Regions from separate parts of the Homo sapiens genome. Here region 2 is linked to region 1. Evidence: chromatin contacts called from ENCODE Hi-C or POLR2A ChIA-PET data. All regions are on one chromosome and are shown on one strand. Each heading gives the region's core, a stretch centred on a gene start or an enhancer-like site at or near the end of the contact. The rest is flanking DNA. Distances are from core to core; before and after follow the strand shown. Region 1 holds the start of PHF21A (PHD finger protein 21A). Region 2 overlaps AMBRA1 (autophagy and beclin 1 regulator 1).

Evidence for each region. A loop is a pair of places that touch in the nucleus more often than their neighbours do. ChIA-PET counts read pairs that join two places held with the same protein, here RNA polymerase II (POLR2A). Pooled maps may share reads with other maps.
Region 2: a loop to region 1 is called in a pooled map, with 4 times the contacts of the local background. The contact joins the enhancer-like site here to the promoter of PHF21A in region 1. A Hi-C loop is called at or near these places in 1 of 37 single-sample maps with no recorded cell type and 3 of 50 pooled maps. POLR2A ChIA-PET finds 5 or more read pairs at or near these places in 2 of 52 experiments (activated CD4-positive, alpha-beta T cell and activated T-cell).

Annotation. Positions count from the first base shown.
Region 1 is chr11:46,117,873-46,125,461 of GRCh38, reverse strand. PHF21A (PHD finger protein 21A) reads left to right here and starts at 4,008. Exons shown (of 19, transcript NM_001352027.3): 1 at 4,008-4,527. LOC105376661 (a long non-coding RNA gene) reads right to left here and starts at 3,317. Exons shown (of 3, transcript XR_931252.4): 1 at 1-3,317. RefSeq lists silencers at 3,176-3,485, 3,926-3,985, 5,399-5,478, 5,549-5,608, 5,792-5,949.
Region 2 is chr11:46,557,874-46,565,462 of GRCh38, reverse strand. The region is part of intron 1 of AMBRA1 (autophagy and beclin 1 regulator 1); the gene reads left to right. Among named protein-coding and RNA genes, the nearest start is that of AMBRA1, 32 kb to the left of the region's middle. Within about 2 kb of position 4,607, at least 12 of the 41 ENCODE cell types and tissues checked have a DNase peak (open chromatin) inside an H3K27ac peak, as active enhancers do.

The DNA of each region.
Region 1 (7,589 bases), core at 2,759-5,258:
CCCAAAGTACTAGGATTATAGGCCTGAGCCACTGCGCCTGGACTGTTCAACAGGGTTTTGATGGCAATTAAATGGGTTGGAAGGGTAACTAGGTGGCAGGAGAGCAAATTTTAAGTTATTGTGCACCTGCTATGATTATGTCATTCATGTCTAAAAGTTGAATGTCTCAAAGCAGCTTTTGACAGTAAACTTTCAATTTCTAGCTTATTTCTGGAATTTCTGCTAACATACTAATTGTTATCTTTTTTCCTTTAACACTTAAGCCATTTAGCCCTTACAACAATCTCACAAGGTATTATCTTTATGTTTAAGGAACACCAGGGTTCAGAAAGCCTAGGTATTTTGTATAAGGCCACAGAGCTAGTGTGTGCCCACAGAGTGCCTGTGTCAAGCACACAGAGATGCTGAGAGCTTGAGAAAGACCCACCAAAGCTTATAATGCCAACCTCACAATCTTCAATCAACACGAGAGTCCCTGAATCCCACATGCACATCTGCACCATCAAAATACTGGGATGCCACCTGTTCACCTTCTTGAGTTATGTTAACTAAGAAAATGAATTTAAGGGCACAGTGAAAATGCATTATACAGTTCTATGTGCCAGGACTGTGCTAAGCACGTTACATGAATTATTTTATTCAGTCTTCTCGAGAGCCCTACTTAGTAGGGTTTTTGTTGTTGTTTTTGAGACAGGGCCTCACTCTGTCACCCAGCTGGAGTGCAGTGGAGCAATCTCAGCTTACTGCAGCCTCAACCCCTTGGGCTCAAGTGATCCTCCCACATCAGTCTCCAGAGTAGCAGGGACTACAGGTGCGTGGCACCATGCCCAGCTAATTTTTGCACATTTTGTAGAGATAGGGTTTCACCATGTTGACCAGGCTGGTCTTGAACACCTGAGCTCAAGGGATCCGCCAGCCTCGGTCTCCCGAAGTGCTGGGATTACAGGCATGCAACACCTTGCCCGGGGCTGGAAGTAGGTATTCTAAGCTGCAATTTACAAGATAGGAAAACTGAGGCTGTTAACAGAGATTAAGCAGCCTGCCCCAAAGTGCCTTAGTTGAAGGAGCAATACTTCCAGAGTATTTTTTTTCCATTAAGTTTGGTAGTTACAGGAGTGTTAGACACTCTTATATTCAGCTAAAAATATTTTAATTAAATATCTAGACAATGACTTTGCATAACATTGATTTTTGGTTGCTACCACACATCTTAATAACCAAGCACCCTTTGGTACAAGTTCAGTGGTTAGTCCACCTTAAGTCTTTTTTTATAGCAAGGATTGGTAAATGACAGCCCGTGGGCCCCATCCAGCTCACTGCCTGGTTTTGTGAAGTCCCCAAACTGGGAATGTGGTGCTTTTTAAAAAATTTTTCTTAATGACTGAAAAAAATCAAAAGAATATTTCAAGACATGTGAAAAGTACATTAAATCCAAATGTCAAGGCCTATAAATACAAATTGTATTAGAACATAGCCAGATTCATTCATTTACATGTTGTCGTATAGATGCTTTTGGGTTATAACAGCATAGAGTGGAGAAGTTGTGACAGGGACTGTATGGGATGCAAAATCTACGATATTTACTATCTGGGCTTTTACAGAAAAAGTTTGCTAACCCCAGTTCTATAGCATGATACAATTAGAGGTTCTGGATTTTTTTCTATGAAATTCCAAAAAAAATTTTACCTTCTTTTTCCAGAAAGAACACCAAAGCAGTCTTCCTATGAAAAAAGGTTGATAGCCTGGGATGATTTGAAATCACACCATTAGGTTATAGTTCCAGTGACTGGCCAGTGGGTCCAGCTTGAAAGACCCCCTCCCTCATTTTAAATACATTACAGTTAGCTCTAGATGGTAAAGCTGGGTCTTACTACCCAACCTGTCCTCCCGTTATTCATCTTGACTGCGTTATGGGTTTAGTTTCACAACATTATGAGTTCATCTAGGCTTCTTGAATCATTTATAGGAATTTTCATTTTCACTCTCAAACTCTTACACTTTCGCTGCTGTGAATTTTTTTTAACATAAAGCTCAGACTACTAAATGGCCTACACATGTACCATAAAGTCCATATTTTATTTTTTAAGAAATCAGAATTTTTAAAAATTGCTTTTTCTTGAGAAACTAAACTTAATTTTGCAGGTCACGAAAGTAAAAAAATACCTTCATATCCAATGATCTCAAAGCACCTCTTGTGAAAATACATAACAAGGTAATAGAAATATTATTTAATGGAAAAGATGTGACTAGTAAAGTCCAAGGCTATTTCTGGTTCTGCGAATGACTCACTTTGACTTTGGGCAAATCATCTCACCACTGTTGCTCTTTATCTGCAAAAACTGGATTTCATGCCTATGGGAGTTGCATGGCTAATCAATGCCTGGAAAATGCGTAGTGGCAGTTGCTACAAAAGTGCTGAGCTTTAAAAACAAAACCCCCCACCCCCCCATTTGTATTCAGTTGAGGTTGGGGTTTATTGTTATTTAACATTCGAAGGCCAACACTATGTTAAGTCCAGAGTGCTGCACAGATCAGATAATATCACTGTCCAGTAGGGGTTTTTTTTAATCTAAGATTTTTTACTTTTAAAAAATTTATTGTGGTTGGGGGTTTAGAATCCGGTAATACATCCATACAAAAACGTTAAGCTTCAAGTTGAAAACTATCGATTCGAAAATCTAAATAAACCCCCTCCAAAAAAAAAAAAAAAGGCCCTCCCCCGCCCCGCCAAGAAATCTCTCAAAACAAGAATTCTTCTGATGTTTTTCTCCTCCCTGCAATTCTCCATGTTACAGTCCTTGGAGGTAGAATAGGCATAAAATACTTTCACTAATAAAATATGACAAACCGCCGGATTATACGTGGCCGATTCCCAGTGATTGCCCTGCTACACAAAGCAGAAAAGTAAATGCCATCATCCCCCTTAGAACAAAAGAACTTAGGAATAAAAAACATGGAGAGGGGGGAGAAAGCAGCAATAAATAAAGGTGAGCGAAGGCCCCCGTCCCCCGCCCCTCCCGGGAGCGAGTGCTGGACTAAGTACTGCTAATAAAGTGGTTCAAGGGTAGTTATTTGGAAAGGGGGCGGGGTGGCGAGGGGAGGGAGCGGGCGAGCGGCGGCCGGGGATTGCATGTTGCATTCGACTTGAGGTTGCATCTTTCTCCTGTTGCCTGGACCACGCTCCCCCATTGCAGTGCTTCCCCATCACTTCTCCTCGCTCCTGCCCCTCACGGCTTTCCCCCCCCCCCTTCAAACTGCTGTTGCACTGGAGGGAGTTGGGGCCGCTCTGGAGCCCCTTTGCAGCTCCCGCCGGCGGGAGGGGGGAGTTGGGCTCGGGCCGCGGAGTTGGGGGGGCCGCCGCGGGCTCCGGCCTCGCCTCGGCTGCGGCTGCACGGGAGCCGAGCTGCGGCGCTGCACGGGCCCCGGAGTTTGGCTGCCTTCGCCGCCGCTCGGTGCTCGGCCCCATCACCGCCGCCGCCGCCGCCGCTGCACTGGAGTTTGGCTGCCGCTGCCCTACTTCACTCTAGTTTAGTTTCACTCACTTTACATCCGGGTTTTTTCCCTAGGCAATGGGTGCCGCAGCACACCCCGTTCCTTAGGCAAAGTGAAATAAATTCGCCGCACCGACACGTCAAGTAGTCCGCCCGCCCGAGCGCCGCCGCGGGCCCCCGTCGCCCCCCCCGCCGACGCCCCACCGCCCCCGGTGGGGGGACCCGAGCGTCCCGGGAGCCGCGGGCCGAGGCGCGGGGGCCCGGGCCGGCCGCCGTACCACTCCGCCCGGCGGCCCCCTCCCTCCCCGCCGCGGCCCGCTCTCCCCCGGCGCCTCCTCTCCCCTCGCCCTCGTCCCCGCTTTCCCAGCCCCAGTCCCTCTCGCCCGGCTCTCGGGAGCGGCGGGGGCGCGCACGGCGGCGGCGGCGGCGGGCCGGCGGGGCCGCGCGGCGGGCTCCCGCGCGGGCGAGTGTGTCTGGGCCTGGGCGGAGGGATCCCCGGGCTGAGGCGGCGGAGGTGCTGCGGCCCGGGGCCGGGTGGTGAATGGGCTGGTGGTGCTCGCTGCTGCTGCTGAGAGGAGGAGGAGGATGAAGAGTTGGGCTTGTTTGTCTCCTACAGTTTCTCTCCTGCTGCTCTGATTCCCCCCTCCCGATTCCGGCCCGGGGCCTGTGTGTGTCCCTCCTGGAGGAGGAGGAGGATCCAGTTCCTCCCCCCAACCCCCTCCTCCCCACCCCCCCTTGCCTGGGGAAGAGGAGGAAAGAAACAGCCCAGAGAGAGAGAGAGAGAGAGAGTGAGTGAGAGAGAGAGGAGAGGAGAGGAGGAGGAGGAGGAGGGAGAAGGGAACAACCTACCATCTTAACACACTAATATCTAAAAAGTGCGAGAGGCCCAGAGCAGCAGCAGAAGCAGCAGCAGCAGCTCCAGCTTCTTCCCTCCCTCCCCATGAAGAAGAGTTCCCTCCTCCTCCTCCTCCTGCTTCTCCTGCTCAGAGTTCCTGCCTCCAGCTGCCAGGGGGGACAGCCAGCCAGCAGCAGGAGGGTGCAGTATCCCAGCTTTTCCATTCTCTCTTCTTCTCACTCTCCTCTCTCTCTTTTTTTCTGGAGTAGCTCTATTTCCCCTCCCTCCCCCTTCCCCCTCTGCCTCTCTCCTCTCTCCCTCTGTCTTGTCGCTGGTGTTTGTCTCTGGGAGGATCAGGGGCTGCCTGCTTGGAGTTTGTTGTGGGGGGAGGTAGGGGGAGGGGAGGGGTGTGTGGGAGGGAGGAGGGAAAGGGGGGTGTTCTCGTCAGGACCCCTCAGTCAACTTGAGATTTGAGCAATAACTTCCCCTTCGGGGCGCCCCCCTGCGTGCCCTTCCCATACCTCCCCCCCGAAAAAAAAGACAATGGGAAAACCTTGGCTCCCCCCCCTCCCCTCTGCCCTCCACCCCTCCCCAGGATAAATTGGAAGTAAGTTTATGAGCAGCCTCGGAAGCCTGGGCGCAGAGTGCAGGGCCGGAGCCGGTGACAGAGGCGGCGTGCCGGGGGCGGCGGGGAGGGGGCGTCACATTGTCCCGGCGGGGGGCCGGCCGGGGGCTGCGGGCGGGGGCGGGGGGCACGGAGCCTCGCCCGCCCCCCCTCGGCTGTCCCTCGGCCGGGGAGGTAGCTGGGGCTCCTCCATCCCCCCCACCCCACCCCGGGATGCTGTCGGGGGGAAGTTTTTATTATGATTATTTATTTAATTAAAAAAAATTTTTTTTTGGAAAACCATCTTGTTTGTTGACTGAGGGATCTGGTTTAAAAAAAAAAAAGCTGCGGCTGCTGACGCTGCCGGGCCCCAGTGTGTGTGTTTGTGTGTGTGTGAGTGTGAGTGTGTTGGTGCATTTGTCTTGGGTGGCCGGAGCAGCGTTGGGGAAATTCCGCTTATTCTTCTTCTTCTGCAACTTGTTATTCCGGAGAGTCTGCCTGCACCCCTCACCCCGGGGCCGGCCCTCCCGCATTCGCCCCCGCCGCCGGCGGCCGCGGGGCGCCCCCGGGACCCCGAGCGGGCCGGGGCGGACAGGCCGCTCCGAGAGGGGCCGCGGCCGCCCCTCCCCCGCCCGCGCCCCCGCCGGGGGGAGGGGCGCGCGGAGTGGGACTCTTTCCGTTTGGTCCAGCCCCGTCGTGCACGCAGTTCCCAACACTTCTCGTCATCCTCTCTTTGGTCTCTTTATTCTGCTGAGCGGTGCTGTTAGGATTTCTTTTTTTTTTTTTTCCCCTGACCACGTTCGCGATGGTGGGTAGCAGCAAGGTGGCCCTGGTAGGGGAGGGGTTGGTATCGAGATTGGGCACCGGAGGAGAACGCCTTCTTTCAACTTTGTCTGTGGCTTGCACCCCCGGAGAAGGCCACAGGCCGGTTGTCGGGTGCAGATGTGCCGAGAGTGATTTCTAAGTAGTTGAGTTGTTGTGATGAGGGTACGACTGCTAATGGTCGGCAGGTTTTGTTTTCATTGGTGAATCTGGTGTCATCATATTCCGGTCATATGTTGAAATATTCTTTGTTTAGGTCTGGAAGTAGAGGATCTCACTCTGCACGTCCACATTGTGTTGTTTTTAAAATGATGTCTCTGGGAGTCTGGATTTCTAGAATTTCAAATCTGAGTGAAGGTCCGGGCATGTGTGGGCCTCATCACCTGGCCTTGACAGTGAACTTTGTGGCTGTGTTTCAGATTTCAAAGATTTGCCCCATAGCTGGGGAAGGAGTTGTGCATTTTTGCTAATAGTCGGTGTCAGGAATGTAGATGCTCGAGCTGGGAAAGTTAGAGAGGGAAGAACATTTATATATAAATAATGGATAGTTGAATATTAGAATCAGATTAATTTGGGCTGATGAAAGTTTTTTTTTTTTAAAGCAGTTGTGCACTCTGGGAAGGAAGTCTTTTCACAGGTTCACTTGATAGGGATTCTTTAAGGCGAGGGGCTGGAATTATCTCCTTTTTGAGCGAGTTCTCACCAACATCTGTAGCTTTATTGAGGGCCTGGTAAGGGTACTGAAATTGAGGCTAAACCATGTAAGCGTACTTTTCAGTGTTTATGATATTTGTTTACATCTGGTGTTCACTCTAAGCAATAGAAATAAATAGGTCAGCTTTGCTTTTGGTCTTTGAAGACTGGCCCCCTCCTTCCTTTTTTAAGTTTCACAATTTATTTGGTTTACAGCATTGTTGGAAACTGTTACTACATTTTTACTGGAAATACTATTATTCATTTTAATTTTGGTAAGTTCCTTCTTATTCTCTTCTTCTGTCTTTACTTGTTTATGGAATCGGTGTTGTGGGCTTAAAACTAGTTTATTTTAGGGGGTCATTAAAAATGTCTGAAAAATACATTTTCAAATCCCAGGACCTATCTTTTCATGGCAAAGAGGAAATTTTGTGTACAGTTATGCTAATGTTTATAAAAAAATTTCTGTACTTAAAACGTTTGTAGATGTACAACTATCCTTAAGTGAAGAGCATAGTAATAGTGCACAAAGTTCTCAAAACACAAACATCTGGCTAACATGTTACGAATATTCCAGGGGCTTTTTTTTTTTTTTTTTTAACATCAGACTTTTGCTTTTGGTAACATAATAGTATTTACAGTTTGACTGACATTGCTTGGCTGCCCATAATAAAGTGTTTTGCTTGGGTGCTATTGAATGCTTTTTAACTTAGTTTTTAGACAATTTTGCAGGCTTTATTTAAGCATGTTGTATTTTGGACTGAGGCAAGTCTTTGTGGAACTGGAGTAGTAATAGATGAAAAAGACACCTACCTGGGCTAAATTGTATTTTTAGAAGGTATAAGTGATGGATGGGGCCTATTTCTTTTAGCTTTGAAGGGTCCATCCTTTTTCCTATTCAGTCTTCTGGAAGGAGCTGCCTCTGAAATACTCTTCTTCTGCTTACATGAAGATCTCTAAATGCTATCCAGCAGGAGGTGCTACAGCAAGATAAAGGAAATTTTTGAATTTTGAGGGTCTTGCTACTTATTACAGCTCTGCTTAGCTTCAGCTAAGCAACAGGATTAACACCTTAAAGTTCCAGAAAGATTTTGAGTAAGTCCATTTAAAAATTCCATTCATAAATAATGTTTGCTACTTGAAA
Region 2 (7,589 bases), core at 3,358-5,857, 440 kb before region 1:
AGTGCTGGGATTATAGGTGTGAGCCACTGCACCCAGCTGATAACAAGTTTTTGTCTGAACATAAGTTATCATTTTTCTGGATAAATGCCCAAGCATGCAGTTGCTGATTCATGTGATGTATATTGATTTTTTTAATTTAAAAAAAAAGGAAAACAGAAGTAAAATGACAAATTATGTGGTTCTTTTTCCTTTTCGTTTTTTTTTTAGAGGGAATTTTTCTCTGTCTCCCAGGCTTGGAGTGCAATGGCATAATCTCGGCTCATTGCAACCTTCGCCTCCTGGGCTCAAGTGATTTCTCCCACCTCAGCCTCCTGAGTAACTGGAACTACAGGCGAATGCCACCATGCCCAGCTAATTTTTATATTTTTTTGTAGAGATGAGGTTTTGCCATGATGCCCAGGCTGGTCTCGAACCTTGGACTCAAGTGATCTTCAAGCCTTGGCCTCCTAAAGTGGTGGGATTACAGGCATGAGCCTTTGCACCTGGCCATGATTTATTTGTAGAGTACTCACACTCTACATTCTTGGTGCACATAACTTATTTACCGTGATTTCTGGTGCTTTGCTGTAGATATCGAAGAAATAATAATGTATAGTTTTCCTTGTCTCATCTGATGATCTGTGTATATATTACAAATACTAATTAATATTCATAGCCCACTAGGAGGCAAATAATAGTTAACCTCCAGTGAGGTTCGCTCCTTCTTTAGATAGATAGGTTGAGGCATGGATATTATAGAATTTGTCCAAGGTTATAGCATGAGTCACTGTGTTCTGACTCAGATTCATTCAGATTTACTAATTCTTTCTCCCTCTCCTCATCTCTTGAATCAGCTCTTTCTAATTATGACTTTCTAGGTGTGAGGACATGAAGAGAGCTTTTTTTTTTCTTTTTCTGTATTTTATAGAAGCAGTATTGTATAATGGTTAGAGCACTATACAATACTGCTCATTTGGCAACAGATTTGATTTTGAATCTCTCCTTCACTTAGGTAAATCATTTAGCCTCTTTATGCCTGGTTTTCTGATCTGTGAAATGGGAATAACAGTACCCATCTTCATAGTATCATTGTGAGGAAAAAGTGAGATAAAGTGTTTAGCACTACCAAGTGTGTAGCAAATGTTCAATGAATATTAGATAATATGTTGCTTTAAGTGTATATATATGTGTTATATTCTATCACTTGTCTTTATCAGTTCATATGTAATTGGATACATACTGGGATTTCTCTTTTTTTTTTTTTTAATACTGGGATTTTTCTGCCATGTACTTAAGAAGGCTTTAAGATTGCTCTTACGTTTTTTTTTTTTTTTTTTTTGAGACGGAGTTTTGCTCTTGTTGCCCAGAGTGGAGTGCAATGGCGCCATCTCGGCTCACTGCAACCTCTGCCTCCTGGGTTGAAGCGATTCTCCTGCCTCAGCCTCCCAAGTAGTTGGGATTACAGGCATGCGCCACCATGCCTGGCTAATTTTGTATTTTTAGTAGAGACGGGGTTTCTCCATGTTGGTCAGGCTGGTCTCAAACTCCTGACTTCAGGTGATCCACACACCCCAGCCTCCCAAAGTGCTGAGATTACAGATGTGAGCCACCACGCCTGGCCTTTTTTTTTTTTTTTTTTTTGAGACAGTCTCGCTTTGTTGCCAGACTAGCCTGGAGTACAGTGGTGTGATCTTGGCTCACTGCAACTACCGTCTCCTAGGTTCAAGTGAATTCTCCTGTCTCGGCCTCCCGAGTTGCTGGGATTACAGGTGTGCACCACTATACCCAGCTAATTTTCATATTTTTAGTAGAGACGGGGTTTCACTACATTGGCCAGGCTGGTCTCAAACTCCTGACTTCAAGTGATCTGGCCGCCTCTGTTTCCTAAAGTTCTGGAATTACAGGCATGAGCCACTGCACCTGGCTGATGGTTTCTTTTAAAGAAATGAGGTTTCTCATCAGGGTGCCGTGTGGCTCATGCCTGTAATCCCAGCACTTTGGGAGGCTGAGGTGGGAGGATTCCTTGAGCCCAGGAGTTTGAGAACAGCCTGGGCACATAGTGAAACCTTGTCTCTACAAAAAATAAAGAAAATTACTGGGGCGTAGTTATATACACCTGTAGTCCCAGCTTCTGGGGAGGCCGAGATGGGAAGATCACTTACTCCTGGGAAGTCAAGTCTGCAGTTCAGTTGAGATCCTGCCACTACACTTCAGCCTGGTTGACAAAAACAAACAAAAAAAAGAGATGAGGTCTATGTTCTCTATGTTGCAGGCTGGTCTTGAACTCCTGGCCTCAAGCAGTTCTCCTCCATTAGCCTCCTGAGTTAGCTGGGTTACAGGTGTGATCTACCTTGCTTGACTCTCAAATGTTATGTATAATTATTTAAGAATAGGAAGCAGGCCAGGCACGGTAGTTTCAGCACATTGGGATGGCAAGGCAGGCAGATCACCTGAGGTCAGGAGTTTGAGACCAGCTTGGCTAACATGGTGAAACCCTGTTTCCACTAAAAATATAAAAAATTAGGTGTGGTGGCATGTGCCTGTAATCCCAGCTACTCAGGAGGCTGAGGTAGAAGAATCGCTTGAACCTGGGAGGCGGAGATTGCAGTGAGTCGAGATCATGCCATTGCACTCCAGCGTGGGCAACAAGAGTGAAACTCCTTCTCAAAAAAAAAAAAAAGAACCAATGTTGCATTATATTTATTATACTATTAATTTATAGGAAAAATTTAAGTTTCTCTTGAATTCATATTTTCTCAGGCTCATATTCATAGAAAAATAGAAAGTGATCCTAAACTATTGATTTATCCCTTTAATCTGCTCCCCCACCCGCAAACATAACACATATAGTAGAACCCTTCTCAATAAGTGTCTCCACTATCCACTTGGGACTTAGGCCCAAAACTTAGGAATCACTCTTCATTTCTCTCTCACACCTCAAATACAATGCATCTGTAATTCCCTTAGCTGTTTCTCCAAAATATATTCTGAGTATGACTATTCATCTCTTATATTGCTATAACCCTGGCCCAAATTCCCATCATCTTGTCATTTCCTTAGCTAAAATCCTCTAATAGTAACCCATTACACTTAATAAAATCCAAATTTTATCATGGTCTGCTAGTACCAACCTGTCTTTATTCTCTTCCTTGTTAGTGGTGCTCCAGCCATGTTGGCCTTATTTCCGGCCTTCACATGCGCTAAGCTTACCTGTTAGGGACCTTAGTACTTGGTACTCCTCATCCTCCTTGAAATATTTTTTTCACCTGCCTCTTTTCTCAAGGTTTCTATTTCAAGATGCCAGTCTTAACTCAAATGTCATCTCAGAGAGGCTTTCTCTGGCCACCCCAGGTAAAAGGGTGTGTTGTTTTCTTTCACCTGCCATATTTTCTTTCTAGCCTTTTTCAGTACTTGAAAGTATTGTTAATATTTAATTATATAAAAATCACATAAGCTTTTGGGGGGCAAGAATGTTCTTCTTTACTATAGTATCCTCAGTGCCTAGAACAGTGCCAACATAATACCTGCTTAATCAATGCTTGTTGGTTATTTATCAGTGCTTTTACATCCTTCCCCATCTTTAAGTGTTCTTTATTTGGAAAGTTGGGGAAATGGAATCCAGCTTCTACTCAGATTTAAATAACTAGGTTCTTAAATCTAATGCCTTCTTTTGATTGGCTAAGAAATGTGATTGGCATGGTAGGGTGGCATGTCGGCCTTTTAGCATAAGAACTCTGTGTTTAATAATTTGACTTCTTTTCTTGAAGCCTCGAGGGAAATTTTTTCTTTCCCTATTTTAGTCAGCCAAGAACCTGACCTGGGCTGACTATAAGATTGGAAAACACTGAACACAGTATCTACTAAGCCAAGCAAGGACTGGGAGTGTAGCTCTGGTACTATCTGAAGGAAAAGCCTGAATTCAAATCCTGCTTTGGCTCCAGACTCATCTGTGAATCTAGATGAATTTCTTAACCTCTTCCAGGTTTTGTTTTTCTTATTTGTCTGATGAGTAATCACATCTGTCCTAGGACTTGTGAAGATTCCTGGGTTAATGTTCTCAAAGCTTTTTTTTTTTTCTGACAATATTCTTTCCTTTTTTTTTTGAGATGGAGTCTCACTTTGTTACCTAGGCTGGAGTGCAATGGCATGATCTCGGCTCACTGCAACTTCCACCTCCTAGGTTCAAGCGATTCTCCTGCCTCAGCCTTCCGAGTAGCTGGGATTACAGGCGCGTGACACCACGCCCAGCTAATTTTTGTATTTTTAGTAGAGACAGGGTTTCACCGTGTTGGCCAGGCTAGTCTCGAACTCCTGACCTCAGGTGATCCACCTGCCTTGGCCTCTTAAAGTGCTGGGATTACAGGTGTGAGCTACTGCGCCTGGCCCAACAATATTCTTGCTGTAGCTCCAGGGGTTTCCAGGAAGAATTGGGGGCAATGTGGTGCTCCCAGGAAGGAGTTGGATTCTTTCTCAAAGACTATGCAGAGAATAGAAAGATGTGATCCTTTATGATTTGAAATCGGCCCTACTCCAGCCTCCTGATATTGTTGGTGGATGAAAGGTATATTGTTGCCAAAGTCATTAGGTCTGTTTGAGGCAGCTGGTTTCAGTTTCCGTTTCTGGGGTTAAGCTGTTTTGCCTCTGAAATTTCTTCCATCAGAAGCTACTCTTTTTTTGTTGCTTGCTAATAGGAAATCTTTTGCCATTTCTGTACATTTAAGAGTAGCCTTCTTGGTCTTCTTGATTCTTTTGATAGCTTGAAACCAAAAAATTGAGCTTCAGTTTCTTCTTGGTTTAGTGCTTTCCTCCTTGTTCTTCCTTCCGTTTTTAGGAGTTCTTGTGTTCTCAGCACACTGTTTTCTCCAGAATAATTTGCAGATAAAACTTCCGTTTCTTTTTTCTTCATCCTTCTGAGGTAAGTGGGAGTAAGGAAAATTGTCAGTCTCAAATTTGGGTCTTATTGCTTTCTATTTCCGGTTTTGATCACACTTTGTTTTGAGCACAAGCTTTCCCGTGTTTCAGACATTAGGCAGCATCATTGTGAGTTACTTTAGAAAGCTCTAGTAAGCAAAATCTGTAGCAGGAAAGCTGGTGCTTCACTTCTCCCCCCTTATTATAGTTACAGTAATTAGAATTTACTCAGTTTTGTATCTTCAAAACATTTTGTAAAATTGTTAGCCCATTTGTGATATATCCTATACAGAGGTCGGTCTTATTTTGAGTTTATATATAAAAAACTAATGCTGCTGCCTGTGTGCAGTAGAGGTGCAGGTTCTGTCTGTTGACAGTTTATTTCTGGGATTTTGGCTTCTTATAAAGAAAGGGACTGTGTATAATTTTAATTGATTGATCTTAGTTCTGTTGAATTATTTGTTTTCAATTTGTCAGGTGGTTAATTAGAGATAATGTAATCTGTGGCTTTTTATAATCACTGTAGTTTCCTTTGCAATCTTTCTCTTAGAACTGTAGGTGCGAGACTTCTTTGTGTGAACTTCTGTTTATCACATACTCTGGTTATTGTTCTATCTTGAGTTTTACTTTGAAAAGTAATAATCTTGTCTTGAAATTTTATAACCCATTTCCCCTAAGATTCTCCAAGGATTTTATTCCTTTAAGATAGAAGGAAGGTATTATTACTTTCAGTTTACATATTGGAGGAAAACTTGAAATTCAGCGAGGATATGATTTGTCCAAGATTATATAACAAGCCAGCGATAAAAATCAGTTATTAAAGCTTCTTACCTCTTAGTCTTATCTTTATTTATTAAATCACTGATTCTTGTTATAAACTTGACTGATACTCCTATATCCCCAGATTGCAGGATCAGCTTTCTTAGGGAGTAAATTAGGATGAAGGTTTTGTATTTAGTATTCTCAAGCTCGAAAGGTGTAATATCCCATATTCTCATCTCTGCTATCAGAATATCCACTGTCTCTGTACTTTGTTCTTAATATTCTGTGTTTCAAATAGGAGGATTAAAAAAATTTTACTGCCATTTTTGAGGTTATTTTTCTTTCTTCTTCCCTACTTATAGTTGAGGTAGTGATGGATTAGTCCTTTGCTTACTCTCTTGCCTGGCCCTCTCGTGATCAATGACATGTGCGTAATGAAATGACTGGCTGAAATTAGGTTGGTAATGGTGCAAAGCCTTGTCTTTACTTTTCTTTTCTTTCTTTTTTTTTTTGAGACAGGGTCTCACTCTGTCATCCAGGCGGAGTACAGTGGCGTGATCTCGGCTCACTGCAACCTCTGCCTCCCGAGTTCAAGCAATTCTCCCACCTCAGTCTCCCGAGTAGCTGGGATTACAGGGGCGTGCCACCACGCCCATCTAATTTTTGCATTTTTAGTAGAGACGGGGTTTCACCATGTTGGCCAGGCTGGTCTCGAACTCCTGACCTCAGGTGATCCACCCGACTCAGCCTCCCAAAGTGCTGGATTACAGGAGTGAGCCACTGCACCCGGCTTAGGTTTTTCTTTTTAAGGTATTTGACTTGTAGAAATTGAATTTATGACTTTGAACTCATAACCACCACACTTTTTAAAACTCTAGATGTTGCTGTTTATGATAGTTTTGGGTTCATTTGGGATCTTTTCACAACTCTGAATATAAGTAAATACACATACTCATGCTCTTCTACGCTAGACATTGTGCTAGGTACTGGGACTATGACAGACATGTTTTTTGCCCTCACAGAGTTTATAATCTACTTAGGAAGAACGAGTCCTAAGAAAGGATCACCAGTGTGATAAAATAAATTTATTTTGAGATATCTTTGGTTACCTAAATTTATTAATTTCCATATTTTCAGAAAAACTTCTTGTTAGAGTATTGAGCAGATAGTGGGTTTTCTGTAGAAAATTCTTGATATTTGTCAGCTAGATATTAGTAGATACTAGGTAGGTAGTGGTTTTTTTTTTTTTTTTTTTTTTTTTTGAGAGGGAGTCTGGCTGTGTCGCCCAGGCTGGATTGCAGTAGTGGGATCTCAGCTCATTGCAACCTCCACCTCCCGGGTTCAAGCGATTCTCCTACCTCAGCCTCCTGAGTAGCTGGGATTACAGGCATGTGCCACCATGCCCAGCTAATTTTGGTATTTTTAGTAGAGCTGGGGTTTCACTGTTTTGATCAGGCTGGTCTCGCACTCCTGACCTCGTGATCTGCCTGCCTCGGCCTCCCAAAGTGCTGGGATTACAGGTGTGAGCGACTGCGCCCGGTGATATTAGGTTAGTAGTGTTTTAGTTATCTATTGATGTACAAAAACCACCACAAAATTGGTGGCTTAAAACAATAAAGATTTATTTTGTCTCATAATTACTCAGGTTAGGAATTTGGGCAGGACTTGTCTGGATGGTCCTTCTCCCCTGTGTAACATCAGTTGTGCTTTGTGCGTCTGCTTTCAGCTGGTGGTTGGGCTAGGTTAGAAGGTCTAAGAAGGTTTCACTCATTTGCTTGGTATCTTGATAGTCTTCCACGTGGCTTCTCTCTCTCCACATGGTATCTTATCATGCAGGTCCTCTCTGAGTCTTGCTCAGTCGCCCAGGCTGGAGTGTAGTGGCACAAGCTGGGCTTACTGCAACCCCCACCTCCTGGGTTCAAGTGATTCTCTTGCCT